3 separate regions of the Homo sapiens genome follow, and regions 1 and 3 are each linked to region 2. Evidence: chromatin loops called from intact Hi-C (ENCODE). Cell type or tissue: ascending aorta. All regions are shown on one strand.

Region 1 (5,000 bases), 60 kb after region 2:
AGTGCATTGAAATGTTTAGCCGTTGAAATGTTACCTTACTGCGGCTTGGATTTGCATTTTCCTAGTGACTAGTAATGTCGAACATCTTTTTACATGCTTAATGGCCATTTATGTATCTTATTTTGTGAGGCGTTTGTTCAAATCTTCTGCCTATTTTCCAGTTGGGCTGTTTGTCATCATCTTATTGAGTTTAAGAAAGAGAGAGTAAGAGAGAGACCAAGGGAGGGAGGAAGGGAAGGTATGTGTGTGTTTTAAATATACATGGATATTGATTTTTGAATGTGGGGCTCAAAAACCCCAAGTTATCTGGTTCTGAAGCGTCCATCATCGGGCATCTTGGGGAGTTTGGGTCTGGTTACACAAGGAATATTTGCTGGGCACTTACTATGTATGTAACGGGCACCATGTTAAGAGCTTTACATCCATTCATTCCTTCAATTCTCATGGCAACCCTTTAAGGCAGGTACTATTGCATTTCCATTCCAAGGGGAAGGAGCGAGGCACTGAGAGGCTGTGTAACTCACCACCATCACAGGTCTGGGAAGTGGTGCCACAGGCTGGCTCCAGTGCCCACGCTGTGAGGCCGTGCACCCTCCTGCCACTTCCTACAGCTCCCTCCAAATCACTGTGGCGGGATCTGTTATGGACCTACGGACCCAGTGTTCTGGGAACACAGAACTGAGAGTGACTAATTCTGGCTGCTTGAGTTTATAGCACAAAAACTAAGCACACCGTGCAGAGAAACAGTGCCACACACTAACAGGAGGCTGGTGTTTGTGTTCCCCGTTGGGGAAGGGTACTGCGGGAAATCAAGGGAAGACTGCGACCTTCGCTTCAGCTCCTAGGAGGAGTGGCCTTTCCCACTGTCGTGGTCACCTGTGGTGTTAGGATTGCTGTTCACCAAATATTTCCAGTTTGTCTTCTGGAGAGAGCAGGATTGTGCTTCCCTGCCCCTTCGCTTGGCCAAGAACACGTACGCACAAGTGCCATGTGTCAGTTCCCAGGGAGAAGCATGAAGAGTCAGTGCAAAATCTGTTTCATTCCTTTTTCCATTCACCTCCCTTGGCAATGGGAGGTGAAGCCTCTGTCAGCCTGGGTCCTTGGGTGAGGACACTTTATAGTAAGGGGCCAGCAGCTCTGTGATGAGCACGTCAGCTTTACTGAGATATGGGGATTGTGGGCCACATAGCCCAACTAGTCTATCTGGATACACATAGTAGGGGATTGAGCAGAAAGGCACTCATGGGTGGAACTCAAACATCCAGTTATTAAATGCAATACAGACAGACCTCCAGGGAAGTGGGGCACAGGTTACCTTCCAGTACCCTTAAAAACTGTACATGTTTATGGGGTACAATGTGATGTTTTGATATATATATATACAACATGGAATGATTAAATTAAGCTAATTACCATATCAGTCACTTCACTTATTTGTGGTGAGACATTTGACATTTACTCTCCTTGCAATTTTGAAATATACAACACTGTACGTTATTATTAACTACAGTCACCCTGCTGTGTGATAGATCTCAAAACCTGATTCCTCCTGTCTAACTGAAGCTTTCTACCCTTTGACTAACATCTCCCCACTCCCTCCCCCTTTGACAGGAGGACCCTCTTCCACTTCTGACTTGAGGGTTCTCTGGACAAGGGCAATTAGAGACAGGAAGAGTATTTGTTCTATATTCTCTGATTAGCACCTTCTGTGCACAAGGCGCTCCATCAAGCGATATGGAGGAGGCGGCAATGAAGAGGTCTTGGCCCTCAACTAAAAGCAGCTCAGTGTCTAGAGGAAGAGATGGAACTCATTCCTCAGAAGCTGGTATAGGGGGTGCAATACAATACTGCCCGGTGAGAAGTTCCAACGAATCGCCAAGGGTGCTCACCAAGGAGGGAGCCCAGCCACGGAGCCCCTAGAGGCAAGAACATGAGGTGGCTTTGAGGGGTGCATAGTCAGGGGTGGAGAGGACAGCCCAGGGGAAAGCTGGGTGGTCAAGTTTGGCAGCAGAGTTGGGCTCAATTGGAGAAGGAAAGGATAGGGTGGGGAGGCACGGGGAGACCGACGGCGCAGTCGTGAATGGTAGGCCAAGCAACCTGGTCTGAGCTTTTGGATGAGTGGGGACAGGGAAAGGAAATGAAATGGGTCCTCAGGAAAGGATGAGGGACCCAACTTAAAGGGGAAGTGAGTAGAGACAGGAAGGGTCCGTGAGGCTCCTCCACCCCAAAGCACAGCACGGCGCTGCTGCTCCCTACCGCCCCCAGCGGGGGATGTAGGGAAAGAGCCAAGCAAGGCTCAGTCAAACTTCATTAGCCTCGAAAAAGTGACGCTGACGGTGGGTGCTTTAAAACGTTTTTTTGTTTTTGTTTTTGTTTTTTTTCCCCTTAAAATTAACACACAGTGAGCCTGACTTTTTCTTCGGGGACACGGTTCTATACGTTTTAGCACATGTATAAAGGTATGCAACCGTCATCACCATCAAGACGAGAGAGAGCTCTCTACAAAACTCTCATGCCCTCCACTCCCACAAAACTCTGGCCAGCTCGGTTCTGTTCTCCATCCCTATGCTCTTTTCAAGAATGTCGTAAAAGTATAATCCTATAGCATGTAACCTTTTGAGCCTGGCTGCTTCTACCCAGCATAATGCCTTTGAGATTTATTCAACTTGTGTCTGTCAATACCGTGTGCCTTCTCATTGGTGAGTAGTTTTCTACTGTACGGGTGTTCCACAGCCGGTTTATGCATTCACCCATTGAGGAAATGTGGGTTGTTTCCAGTTTGGGTAATTATGAATACAGCTACTATGCCCATTGGTGTACAGGTTTTTCAGTGAACGTGTTTGTATTTTTCTGAAGTAAAGAATCCAGGACTAGAACGTCTGGGTCATATGGAAACTATATGTTTATAAGAAACTACCAAACCGTTTTCCAGAGTGGCCATGCCATTTTACCTCCCTACCAGCAATGTATGAGTGATCCAGCGTTCTACAACCTTAAAGGGAATTAATATTGTCAGTACTTTAAATTTTAGCTAATCTAAGAAAGTTGCGGTGGTACATTATTAGAGGTTTAATTTGCATGTATCTAATGGCTAATGGCAGTGGACATCTTTTCACTTTTTTTGACATCTGTAGACCCTCTTTGAGGAAGCATCTGTTCATATCTTTTGCCCATTTTAAAATTGGGTTGTCTATTTCCTTACTATTGAGTTTTGACAGTTGCTTGTATTTTCTGGATACAAGTCTTTTGTCAGAAATGTGATTTGTCAGTATTTTCTACCCGACTATAGCTTGCCTTTTCAATCTCTTAATAGTAACTTACAGAGTGAGTTTTTAATTTTGATGAGGTCCAGGTTTAACAATTTTTTCTCTTACGAGTTGTACTTTTGGTGTTAGGTCTAGGAACTCTTTGCCTAACCTTATAGACTACAAAGACTTTCTATTTTTTCTTCTTATGGTTTTACAGTTTTACGTATTTTACATTTAGATTTATAATTTCAGTATTGATTTTTATTTCATGAATAGATGTTGCATTTTGCCAAAGTCTTTTTCTGCATCAATTGATATAATCATGTGGTTTTTCTTTTGTAACTTCATAACATAACGGATTACATTGATTTTTGAATTCTGAATAGCCTTGCATTCCCTAGATAAGCTCCACTTGATTGTAATTTAAAATATATATAAATATATATAGTTGGATATAATTTGCTAATGTTTTGTTGAGAAATTTTGTATCTACACTTATGAAAAATGCTGTTCTGTAGATTTCCTTTCTCATACTGTCTTTGGGTAATGCTGGTCTCATAAAATAAACTCCAAAGTATTTCCTTATCTTCAACTTTCTGGAAGAGTGTGAACAGAATTGGTGATATTTCTTCTTTTAATGTCTGGCAGAATTCACCAGTGAAATCATCTGGGTCTGGAGATTTCCTGTTCAGGTTTTCAAATACAAATTCAATTTCTTAGTTATAGGACTCTAGGTTTTCTCGTTCATCTTTTGTGAGTTTGGTAGTCGTGGTTTTTAAGTAATTGGCCCATTTCATCTAAGTGGTTGGATTTTATGCGGCTCTAATTGTTCATAGTATTTCCTTATGGCCCTTTGAATTTCTCAGGAATATCTAATGATAGGCCTTCTTATTCCTGCTATTGATAAATCGTGTCTTTTTCAGTCCCTTGATAGACTTACCAATTTTATTGAACTTTTATTATTTTTATTATTTTTTTAGATGGAGTTTCGCTCTTGTCACCCAGGCTGAAGTGCAATGGCACGATCTCGGCTCACTGCAACCTCCACCTCCCAGGTTCAAGTGATTCTCCTGCTTCAGCCTCCCAAGTAGCTGGAATTACAGGTGCCCGCCACCACGCCTGGCTAATTTTTGTATTTTTAGTAGAGACGGGGGTTTCACTATGTTGATCAGGCTGGTCTTGAACTCCTGACCTCAAATGATCCCCTTACCTTGGCCTCTCAACCTGCTGGGATTACAGGCATGAGCCACCATGCCTTGCCAATCTTTTAAAAAATCACCTTTTAGTTTAGTTGATTTTTCTATATTGTTTTTCTGTTTCTAATTTTATTACTTTCTGTGTTTATATCTAATTTCCATCTTTCTTGCTGTGAGTTTATTTTGCTTTTCTGTTTCTAGTTTCTTAAGGTAGAGATTAGTTGTTGATTTGAGACCTTTCCTTTTTTTCTAATAAGAGCATTTAATGTTGCAAGTTTCCCTCTAAGCATTGCTGTAGCGGCAACCCACTAATTTTGAAATGTATGTTCATTTTTATTTAGCTAAAATATTTTCTAATATCCTTGAGACTTTCTCTTTGACCCATGGATTACTACACAGTTTGTTGTTTAATTTCCAAGATGTGGAGATATTTTTCCCGCTATCTTTCTGTTTCTAATTTTTTCATTTGAATTTATTTACATTTGTTTTATGAAGCAGGGTTTGGTCTAGCTTGGTAAATGTTCAATATGTACTTGAAAATATGTGTATTCTGTTA
Region 2 (5,000 bases):
ACGAACAAAACAATCACCCAGTCTTTGCCCCGAGGGCCCCCTCTCCAGTGTGACTGACCTCGGGGTAAAGACACGGTGATTGTTTTGGGTCTCCCCTTCCTTTGGACCCTTAATCCTTTCTGGGGAAGGAGGCTGGCCTTAGGAAACTTGCAGGTAGTCTCTGCCTCCTGTCCCGTCTCCCTCAACACAGGCTCCTCCGCTTCCAGGAAACACTGTTTGGGAGGGATGGCAGGAGGGGCCTGCAGCCCCTGCTCTGGGCTCTTCGGGGCTATGACTCCCATATCTTGAGGCAAATGAGTTTGCTAGATTCATTCTGTTTTTCTCTTTCTCCCTTTTTACCATGATTTAACCTCCACTCCCTCAATCTCTAGCCCAACAATCTCCCTAGTCTGTTTCCTGCCCGCTGTCTTTTGCAAATGCCCCCAGGGCCTCTCTCTTTTCCTCTGCCCTTTGACCTCCCAGACACAGGGAGGCAAGGAGAGCAGGAGAGTTGAGAAACAGGATGAAATAACTGAAAGCATAGCTTTTGAAGCAGCAAAATAATAATAAAAAGAACCAGTAAGAGTAAGAATAGCAGGTGCTGACATGTGCAGAGACCCTCAGGTGCCAGCTGCTGCCCCAGGCAAGTAGAGGTACGTGTGTTGTGCTTCACGACGAGCCCATGCCACCCCAAGAGGCTGCACCCTGCTGGAAATCACACAGCGAGATGGTGGCAGCACCAACATGTAAATCCCAAGTCTTAGGAGCTGAGCAAGGCCAAGAAGTTTTGCCCACAAGACACTCCCATCTTGACCAGAGTGGCTTTGACCTCAGACTTCCTTTAAAAGGAAGGTTCTGTTGCTACCCATGCATTTAAAAATACCTGTGCTGGGCCTGGGGCGGTGACTCATGCCTGTAATCCCAGCACTTTGAGAGGCCGAGGTGGGCGGATCACCTGAGATCAAGAGTTTGAGACCAGCCTGGCCAACATGGCAAAACCCCATCTCCACTAAAAAATACAAAAATTAGCCAGGCGTGGTGGTGGGCACCCGTAATCTCAGCTACTCGGGAGGCTGAGGCAGGAGAATTGCTTGAATCCGGGAGGCAGAGGTTGCAGTGAGCCGAGATTGCACAACTGCACTCCAGCCTGGGCAACAGAGTGAGACCCCGTCTCAAAAAATATATATATAAACAAAAATAACAAAAATTAAAAAAAACCCTGCGCTATCCCAGACTCACAAAAATCCCAGTCAGATTGTGACTAATCAGACCACTCTGTGAGGATTTTGAAAGGGAATTCAACGGAGAAAGCAAACGAGCTATTCCAAGTATTTAACGAAACACAAAAGCTTCTCTGGCAGGTTCTACGAAGTCGGGAAACTCAGCGTTGCCCCTTCCACCTGCAGTGGAGGCGGCTCATCGGTGCCCAGTTGGCTTGGAAAGGGAGTGGCGATGGGCTGGGTTAGGAGGTGGTGGCTGCCTCTCACGTTATTCGGATTTTTTCAAGGCCTCCCAGACACCCCATCATTAGGCCCTCCTTACCTTCTTGATGGTGATGTTTTTGATAAAGAGAGCTACTCTAATTTAAAGACATTTTAGAACCATAGTATGAAGAAAGAGGCTTTTTTGGAAAACCACCAGTTACCCAGATAACCGCTCCTCAGATTTTGGATTTCATTTTTCCCTTCTTTCCCTGAAGGGTGAGGGGAGTGAGAGAAAAATCCCAGAATCTCGTTGTTTCACATGAAGTGGGTATTTCACATGAAGTGGGAAGAACTGTGTGACTTGGAAAGTCAGTATTATGCAGGGATGTCTTAAAGAATATAGTTATTGGCTGGGCGTGGTGGCTCACGCCTGTAATCCCAGCACTTTGGGAGGTTGAGGTGGGCGGATCACCTGAGGTCAGGAATTCAAGACCAGCCTGGCCAACACAGCGAAACCCCGTCTCCACAAAAAATACAAAATTAGCTGGGTGTAGTGGTGCATTCCTGGTAGTGGTGCATTCCTGTAATCCCAGCTACTTGGGAGGCTGAGGCAGAAGAATCGCTGGAACCCAGGAGGTGGAGGTTGCAGTGAGCCAAGATGGTGCCATTGCACTCCAGCCTGGGCAAAAAGAGTGAAACTCCGTCTCAGAAAAAAAAAAAAAAAAAAAAAAAAAATATATATATATATATATATATAGTTATTATTAAATATAGTACACATGACAGACTAAGAAGTTCAATAAATGAAAAATCAGAATTCCAAAAGAGACTGCATCACACCATCGTGTCTTGTAAACACAGACATTCTTCATAATGCAAGACCCAGAAGTTAAAGACATTTTCATTTTATGCCCCTTTGGATTAAAAGGTTACTAATTTCTTACCAAATAGGCCTTGGAAATTTAAAGAGAAAAACAGTATTCAGGTTTTTTTTTCTTTTGGCCTAATGAGGGTGAATATAGGCAGTTTTAATGAGTAGATTCCAGAAGGGTAGCTTTTTTACACCAATCTTCAAGCCTGACTCTGGCAAGCAGCACGCGTTAGCATGTGTCTTACTCCAGGAATGCATGAGAGACCCCCACTAAGAGGGCATATGTTCCGAAATAGTTTTCATCAGTGGTGACAGATGTGTGCCAAGACAGAGAGGGGCACCTGCTGCTGAACTGCCGTCTGGGACGCAGCTCTAGCCTGTGGCCATGGTCTGGGCAGAGCTAAGTCTCCTATGAGGGAACTGAAGTCAGAGCTCAGGCCTGGGCAGGGTTTGTCACTCCCCGTGTTCAGAACTCCCTGCTGAAGCACATCCCTGCTGTCCCCCTGCCAAACCATCTGGCAACCTCCTACCCACCTTTCCGGGGCCAACTCAAGCGTCACCTCCTCCAGGAAGCCACGTCAGACTTCCCTGGGTAGAATATTTCCTTCACGGTTCTATAAAAACGCATGCCCTGCCACGGCGGCGTCTCTGTTTACATGCCTGTCTCTCCCTTTAGTTCTGAGAACTAAAAGCAAGGGCTGACTTACATCTTTACATCCCTAACACCTCGCTCACTGACTGACCCAAATAGTAACTCACCGAATGTTGTTGAAACAAGGATGGAATTACTCAGCAAAGCCGTAATCCTTTTCTTTTCTTTCTTTCTTTCTTTCTTTCTTTTTTTTTAAACAAATGTGATATTTATAGTGCTGGACTCACGGCTTTTAGATCCTTTCAGTCTTTCTATGACATGCAGCCCAATTCAGACCTTTTCTAAAATACCATGGCCAATTTGGAGTCGTAAAGAACAAGAGGAATGTGGAAAAGTGGCAAAGAGGTGAACAGAGACTGTTAAAAGAATTAAAAAAACAGACTCTGGACTTCTGCAGCAACTTGGATGGAGCTGGAGGTCATTATTCTAAATGAAGCAACTCAGAAATGGAAAACCAAATATCGTATGTTTTCACTTCTAAGTGGGAGCTAAACTATGAGGTCACAAAGGCATAAGAATGAAATGATGGACTTTGGGACTGGTGGGGCAAGGGTGGGGGGATGTGAGGCATAAAGGACTACATATTGGGTACAGTGTACACTGCTCGGGTGACAGGTACACAAATCTCAGAAATCACCCCTAAAGAACTTATCCATACAATCAAACACCACCTGTTCCCTCAAAACTACTGAAATTTAAAAAAAGAAAACCCCAGACACTGGAAAAAAGAACTTGGAGACGAGAGGGTGGGTGTGGGGGGAACCTCATGGCTCGACACAGGCCACACACACATTGGGAGGGACATTCCCCCACGTCAGGGCCTTGGTTGGGACCTAAGTGTACAAGACCATCAGCGCAGCACACTGCGGACTTCTGGCTTGAGAGGGGCTGCCCTTTCCTGGGTCCCAGACTCACCTGTGCCATGGGAGCGGGCGTGCTCTGCAGAACGGTCTGAGGCAGGAGCTGCTGTGTGAGGTCGCAGGACGATGGGGAAGGCAGAGGGGCCTGTGGGAGAGAAAGGGGCTTTGTTACCACTGCTTCTGCCATTCCAGGGGACAGGGATGTGGTCTCTTGGTCCGGTGGGTTCTCTGCGTTCCGCACTGGGGTGAACAGCTCCAAGTCAAGAGTTCTAGAAAGTATAGGTGTCTGTTCCCTGGCTGCACTGCTTCCTACGCAGGGCACAAGGGCAGAGCCCCTGCACAACTGGTGCAGGCTTCCACCCCACCACAGTGTGCTCTGCCAGGCTGCTGCTACCTGCCCAAGCCTGGTAGCTCAGCTCTACTTCCCTTCCCTTGCCTGCTGTCCTGGACTCCGCCCTGGGTGGATTTGGTTGCTCTCCTCCCAAATGGATTAATTCTTAGCGGTGTCATCAAGCAGGACGACGTGCGTGGACTGCTACCATGAGCTGCTGTGCGTCCGTATCTTTTCTGCTCAGCGCTAATGCAGATGGACAGACACGCCATGCATGTTTGTCCATGAACTCATCCAGGCAGTGAGGACTGGGGCAGTTTCACCAGCCTCTGCCCAGAACCTTTTAAGAGACTCCTGGGAAGTGAGCTGAGTCACATCTGCGCTCCCTGATCACTCGGGTGGGTGGGGGAGACAATGTATAGTAACAAGAAATGAAACACTCTGCTTCACGGGCTAGTGGTTTTCTAGTGGTTTTTTTTTTTTTTAAAGAACAGTGAAAGGACTCGTCTGAAGTTATTCCGACACGGCCCCTAGTTGCTAGGGCCTATATAAAAAAGCAGCTCAAATGGAAAGTGTCACCCAGGACAGCATTGGGAGGAAATGACACCAGGAGACCTTGTTTCAGTGAGAAATCCCAGGCACAGGGCTGATCCAGAAGCTGGTCTGGGTTCTGTTTCCCTGCGCAGCTGGGAGGAGACAGAAGCACTCTGGGCCTCCGTTGTTGGCAAAGTGAGTCACACTGGACAGGAGAGTCTGGAAGAATGGCAGGCACAGCTTGCAAGCGCATCTGGAGGTGGCTGGAGAGAAAGTAAGTGGTCTTTGCCACATTCTACTTGAAAATAAAACGCATCGCCCAAGCTTCTCAAGCAGGGTGTGCACAGCC
Region 3 (5,000 bases), 220 kb after region 2:
AGAATGTCCTGAGCTTTTGAGCACAGCAACTGATAAGCACAACGTCCCTGAAATTAAAGTGCAGAGAGAAGGTCAGTGTGGCTAGAGCATAGTGACTGAGGGGAAGAGTAGCTGGAAATGAGGTCAGAGCATGGTCAGGGGCCACATAAACCTTGAAGTCTTTCTCAAGAGGGTTGGCTTTTTTATGCTTACAATGGAAAGTCATTGGTTGGCACAGGGCTCTCTCTGACTGCTGGATGAAGAGTTTACTACAAGGATGACAATATAAGCAGAGACCTGTTAGGAGCTTGTTGTGCTTGTCCAGGTGACAGATTGTGATGGGCTAGGTGAGTAACAATGTTGTTTCTCTTTAGTTCAAACAGTAGGTAATTTACTAGGCCAAATTCCTGCTTTTGGTCTTCCCAGCGCAACCTCCAATGTTAAGGCTGCAGAGATTAGTTTTCCGGTGTTAGTCAAAGTCTCTACTCAACCAGGTGGGTCAGGAAGAAGGCTCTTTTCCATGGAACTGAAGCAGGGTGTCTGAGGCACAAAGAGCAGTGGCATGTCATGGATGTCATCAATCTTGGCTTTAGCAAGATATTAGACACTGTTTCCCATGACTCCTTTTGAAAAAAAAAAAAAGGTTGAAATATAGTCTGAATCCAGGACAGTGCAGTGAATTCACTGCTGGTGGGACAGCTCCACCTGAGAGTGCTGATTTCTGATTCTGTGAAGTCCTAAGGAGTCTCACTGCCTGTTTTTTCTCATCAACACTCTCATCAGGGACTTGAGAGAAGCTCTGGAAGTTTGTTTATCCTCTTTGCAAATGCCGTAGGCCAGGAAAGATGAGTCATGGGTTGGAGGACAGATTCACTATTCAAAGGTCCCAGAGCTTTATATCCATGTTTGTGTCTCTCCGCTCCATCTCTTGATAGGTAGCCAACATAACATGCGTAAGAATCAACCAGAATGCTGTTTTAAGTGCTTAATATGGTCTGGCTCTGTGTCCCCATCCAAATCTCATCTTGAATTGTAATCTGAATTATAATCTCCACGTGTTGGGGGAGGGACCTTGTGAGAGGTGATGAGCCATGAGATCTGATGGCTTTATGAGGGGCTTTTCCCCCTTCACTCAGCACTTCTCTCTCCTGCTGCCATGTGAAGAAGGACATATTTGCTTCCCCTTCTGCCATAATTGTAAGTTTCCTGAGGCCTCCCCAGCCATGTGGAAGTGTGAGTCAATTAAACCTCTTTCCTTTATAAATTACCGAGTCTCAGGTATTTCTTCATAGCAGTATGAAAATGGACTAATACAGTGCTGGTGGTTTCCACTCCTGGTGGGCTTTGGGGAGGTCAGGAACATGTGCTTTTAATGAGTGCCAATCAGATTCTCAGGTAGGTGGTCTGGAGTCCACACGTTGGTTAACCCTACTTGATGCCACAGCATCGTCACACGAGGTTTGTAACTGCTTGTCCATGTGTTCACCACCCCACTAGTCTGTGAGCTTCTTCTTTACCTATTGTCAGTGCCTAGGACCTAGTGCCTAGTACCGATACACAACAGAGCTAATCAATGTTGTTGAAAGATCAGGCTGGAATATTGTACTATAAAACCAACAAAACTACATTTTAAGGGGATACAAGTAGAGACCATTTAAGATGAAAAACTCAGTTGGATAAATACAAAATGGGGAATTCGTGGCTTGGAAATATTTCCTGTGGAAAAGAGCCAGGGCTTTTGGCTCAATACCAAAGGCTGTTAAATAATAGCATATGGTAGCATCAGGAAGTTGAGAGCCCTTCATCATTAAAGATAATCAAGCAGAGAATATAATGAACCCAGGAATCCTATGTCATATAAGAAAAATTTCCCTTTCCATTTCTGTAAAAGTGACCTCAGTTAGGTAGCCATTATTTCTTAGCTAGAATGATGCCATTTCCTTCTGGGTCATGTTTTTGCTTCAAATTCCTCCCTCATGGAACATATGTAGGCCCCATTTATTGACTCCTCAGCACCTGTTTCTTCCTTCTTCCTTATTTGCAGAATTCTACTTTTGTTGGGGAGTCCAGCCTTCCTCCCAATTTCTCAGGTGTAAATAAAAATCAGGTGAAGCCAGTTGTGGTGGTCCCATTCTCTTTATCCATGATTGGTTTAGGCCAGGACATCTGACTCAACTCTGGCCAGTGAGTTGTAAGGGGAAGTCTCCTGGAAGCTTCCGTGAATGATTCCCTCATTCCTGAGAGAGATAGCAGGAAGAGATCTTTTCTTCTTCCTCTGGATATCGTTACATATGATTGCCAGATCTGGGAACTGAGGCAGCCCCTTTCTTAGAGGGAGCTACACTGAGTAGAATGCTGACATTCTGAGAATGGCAGAGCAGAAAGATGGAAGGCTGCTACTGAAAGAACCAACACTGGGACACCTCAACTTCTCAACCATCTTTTGAATGAGTTAGTAAATGCCTTTGTTGGTCAAGTCATACTGAGTTGGGTTTTCCGTTCTTTGCAGCCTAAACATCACAGGAGATGCACAGAACACCCTACTACATACAGTGTTGCCAGACTAACCTTTATAAAAGGCAATTTCGATCATGCCACACCTCATCAAAAACCTCAAATTTCTCCCTCAGTTTCCAATGTGTTTAAAATCAACCGCTCAAGCCTTGCTTTCCAAGGTGATTTGTCTTCTGCACTGAAATCAAATTTAACTTCCTGATATTTTGTCCATACGGCTGTTCCTGCATGGGGTTCCCATCCTGGGGTCCACTTCCCTTCCACCCCTCTTTGTTTGTTGAAATGTTACCTCTAAGGCACCTTGCCAAATCCTACCTTTTCCATGACAACCTTTTATGGTTAGCATTCCTTTTTTTCTGAACACTGCTCCCTGCCCTAGTGCTTTTGGGTACCTCTCTTAGGACTTAATATATTCTTCCATGTTGTATTATTACTTATATAGCTTTCTCATTCTGCCTACTAGTTGGTGAGCCCTGGGCACAGGGACCACATCTTGCTTGTCTTGGCAGGTTCAACAAATTCCAATTTGGTGCTTCACAAGGTGGACGCTCAGTAACCACTTGTTTAAATGTTGTATTGGGTGAGACATCAAAGGTCCTTCCCAATTCTTAAGCTCTGTGGTTTCTGTGCCTTCAGCTTTCTAATTTTGACTTAATTATTAAAACAGAGAAGCACTGTAACCTCTAAGTAAGAATGTGAAATGGCTCCAATCGAGTTTGAATTCATTAGGAAGACAATTCTTGAAACTTGGTCCTGTTATATTTATGTGTGGATAATCATGCAAAGGATTTAAAATTCCTAGGCTTCAGTTTCCCCTCTATCAAATGGGGATAATAGTGGTTACCTCATAAGGTTGTTGTGGGGACTAAGTGAAATGAATTATATGTAGCAATCCCTTCTGAACGTTCACTCGCATCCATGTCCCTTCCTTCTGGTTTAACTCTTCCTTCTGGTTTAGCTCAGCTTTGTGCAGCCAGGAACATCTCCAAGGGAATTAGCTAGTCCAATTCCTTTGTCGGTGGTGAGTTGAGGCTTGGAGGGAATTGTGGCTGATATGATATGAGGAAACATCTGCTTGGGACATTCTTGGAGAGGTTTCCTCATTCATAGAAAGAGACCCAGTGGAAGAGTCAGCCTCTTCTACTGAGCATTATCATCTTGAGAATGACAGCTATATTGTGACTGCAAGCGGAGCCCCAGGATGGCAAAATGGGATGGTGGCTTTGATGGCACTGAGTCACTGAATTAGCCAACTAGGAATGATCCTACTTTGGGACTTCTGTGATGTGAGGTAGTAAACCTTCTTTATTGTTCATGCTATTATTCAGAGCTAAGTTTTCTATGACTGCAATTGAAAGCAGTGCCTTACACGTGGTATGTATTCCACAAATGTAAAGTTGTGCATCATTTAGTCCTTTCCTATCATCTCATATGAGAACATCTGAGAAAACTGGAAAGAAAAATACTTAACTAAATTAAAATAGTCTTGAATAAAACAACTTTTATAACTTGACAGTTCTTTTTTGTTTGTTTTTGCAGAGCTTGCTGATTATGAAATAAAAAAAATCAGTCAGGGCAAAGGCTAGAATAGGTGATAAATGCAACCCATCTGGTGCTATAAGAAATATTGAACATACCAGGAAAAAATACAAATAAATGTAAAGGTTAACTTCATGCCAATATTATCTACTGGAAACTGATGTCTTGTTAAAACTCTAACATGTTTTATTTTCATAAGACACAGTGAAAATAGAAAAATCATAAACCAGTGCAAGAAAAATAAATGGAGGCTACTCCTGGGATTGAAGATTTAGGATTGTTGAATGTTAACAAAACTAGGTTTTGCTTTTTGTTTGTTGCTTTGTTTGTCTTAAAAATCAATGGACAGCCTTTGAGTAAAAGAATCTGCCAAAATATTTCTGGAGAGATTCCTAGGGTCAGTAGAAGAGACTTTCTTCCTCTTTCAGCTTCTTAAGGGACAAAAAATAGAAGTATATAAGATAGCATCTCTAAGCAAATCTACCCATATACCAACTATCTGAAAGAAAGGCTGACATTTCATTGCAAAGAATGTGGAAAGTTAGTTGCTTAAAAGCTAGGTATAAGCAGGTTCTTCTCCAACTCAAACTTCTCCCTGTTCTGGCCTTAAACGAATCTTGGAAGCTTTGTCCTTTGTGGACTGTGTAAGACTTGGACATTAAAACTCACTAGTGTGTCCAATGGACTTGAAAAATAGAAATCCATGGGCTATTGTGGCTTCATGTAGGAGGAAATGAATGCTCATTTAGAATTCTTTACCTAAAGATTAGCAGATAATGCCTGAAGGACTGAGAAAGAGGATCCAGAAGCCTAGCAAAGACCCTCTGTGCGTAGTTGGAACAATGAATACAACTTTATTTCGAGCATCCCCCTGGTTCAAGCCTGAGATGCCTGTCACTGGTTCCTGAATTCCTGACTCCCAGCAGGCAGGACTCCCTCCTTCTGTGCTCAGTCTCAGGGCTGCTCCT

Evidence for each region. Hi-C counts contacts between places; a loop is a spot of excess contacts. Peaks named below come from ENCODE experiments on the same cell type or tissue, not always from the same donor. Only the 100,000 strongest peaks of a DNase experiment are listed, where the experiment ranks them.
Region 1: it touches region 2 in a loop (2.3-fold over the local background); 5 of 110 quality-filtered maps call a loop at or near these places.
Region 3: it touches region 2 in a loop (2.8-fold over the local background); 2 of 110 quality-filtered maps call a loop at or near these places.

The regions. Positions count from the first base shown.
Region 1 is chr2:100,916,754-100,921,753 of GRCh38, reverse strand. All of the region lies in intron 2 of NPAS2 (neuronal PAS domain protein 2), which reads right to left. Among named protein-coding and RNA genes, the nearest start is that of NPAS2-AS1, 58 kb to the left of the region's middle. RefSeq lists a silencer at 1-107 and an enhancer at 1-107. In ascending aorta, a CTCF peak has its summit at 2,273; no DNase peak of the experiment used is centred here.
Region 2 is chr2:100,976,641-100,981,640 of GRCh38, reverse strand. It overlaps NPAS2 (neuronal PAS domain protein 2), which reads right to left. Exons shown (of 21, transcript NM_002518.4): 15 at 3,842-3,931. NPAS2-AS1 (NPAS2 antisense RNA 1) reads left to right here and starts at 4,480. Exons shown (of 3, transcript NR_110213.1): 1 at 4,480-4,925. In ascending aorta, no CTCF peak of the experiment used is centred here; a DNase peak (open chromatin) is centred at 2,810; H3K4me3 peaks cover 1,247 bases; H3K27ac peaks cover 4,422 bases.
Region 3 is chr2:100,753,664-100,758,663 of GRCh38, reverse strand. No RefSeq gene overlaps it. Among named protein-coding and RNA genes, the nearest start is that of NPAS2, 64 kb to the left of the region's middle. In ascending aorta, no CTCF peak of the experiment used is centred here; a DNase peak (open chromatin) is centred at 2,993; H3K27ac peaks cover 432 bases.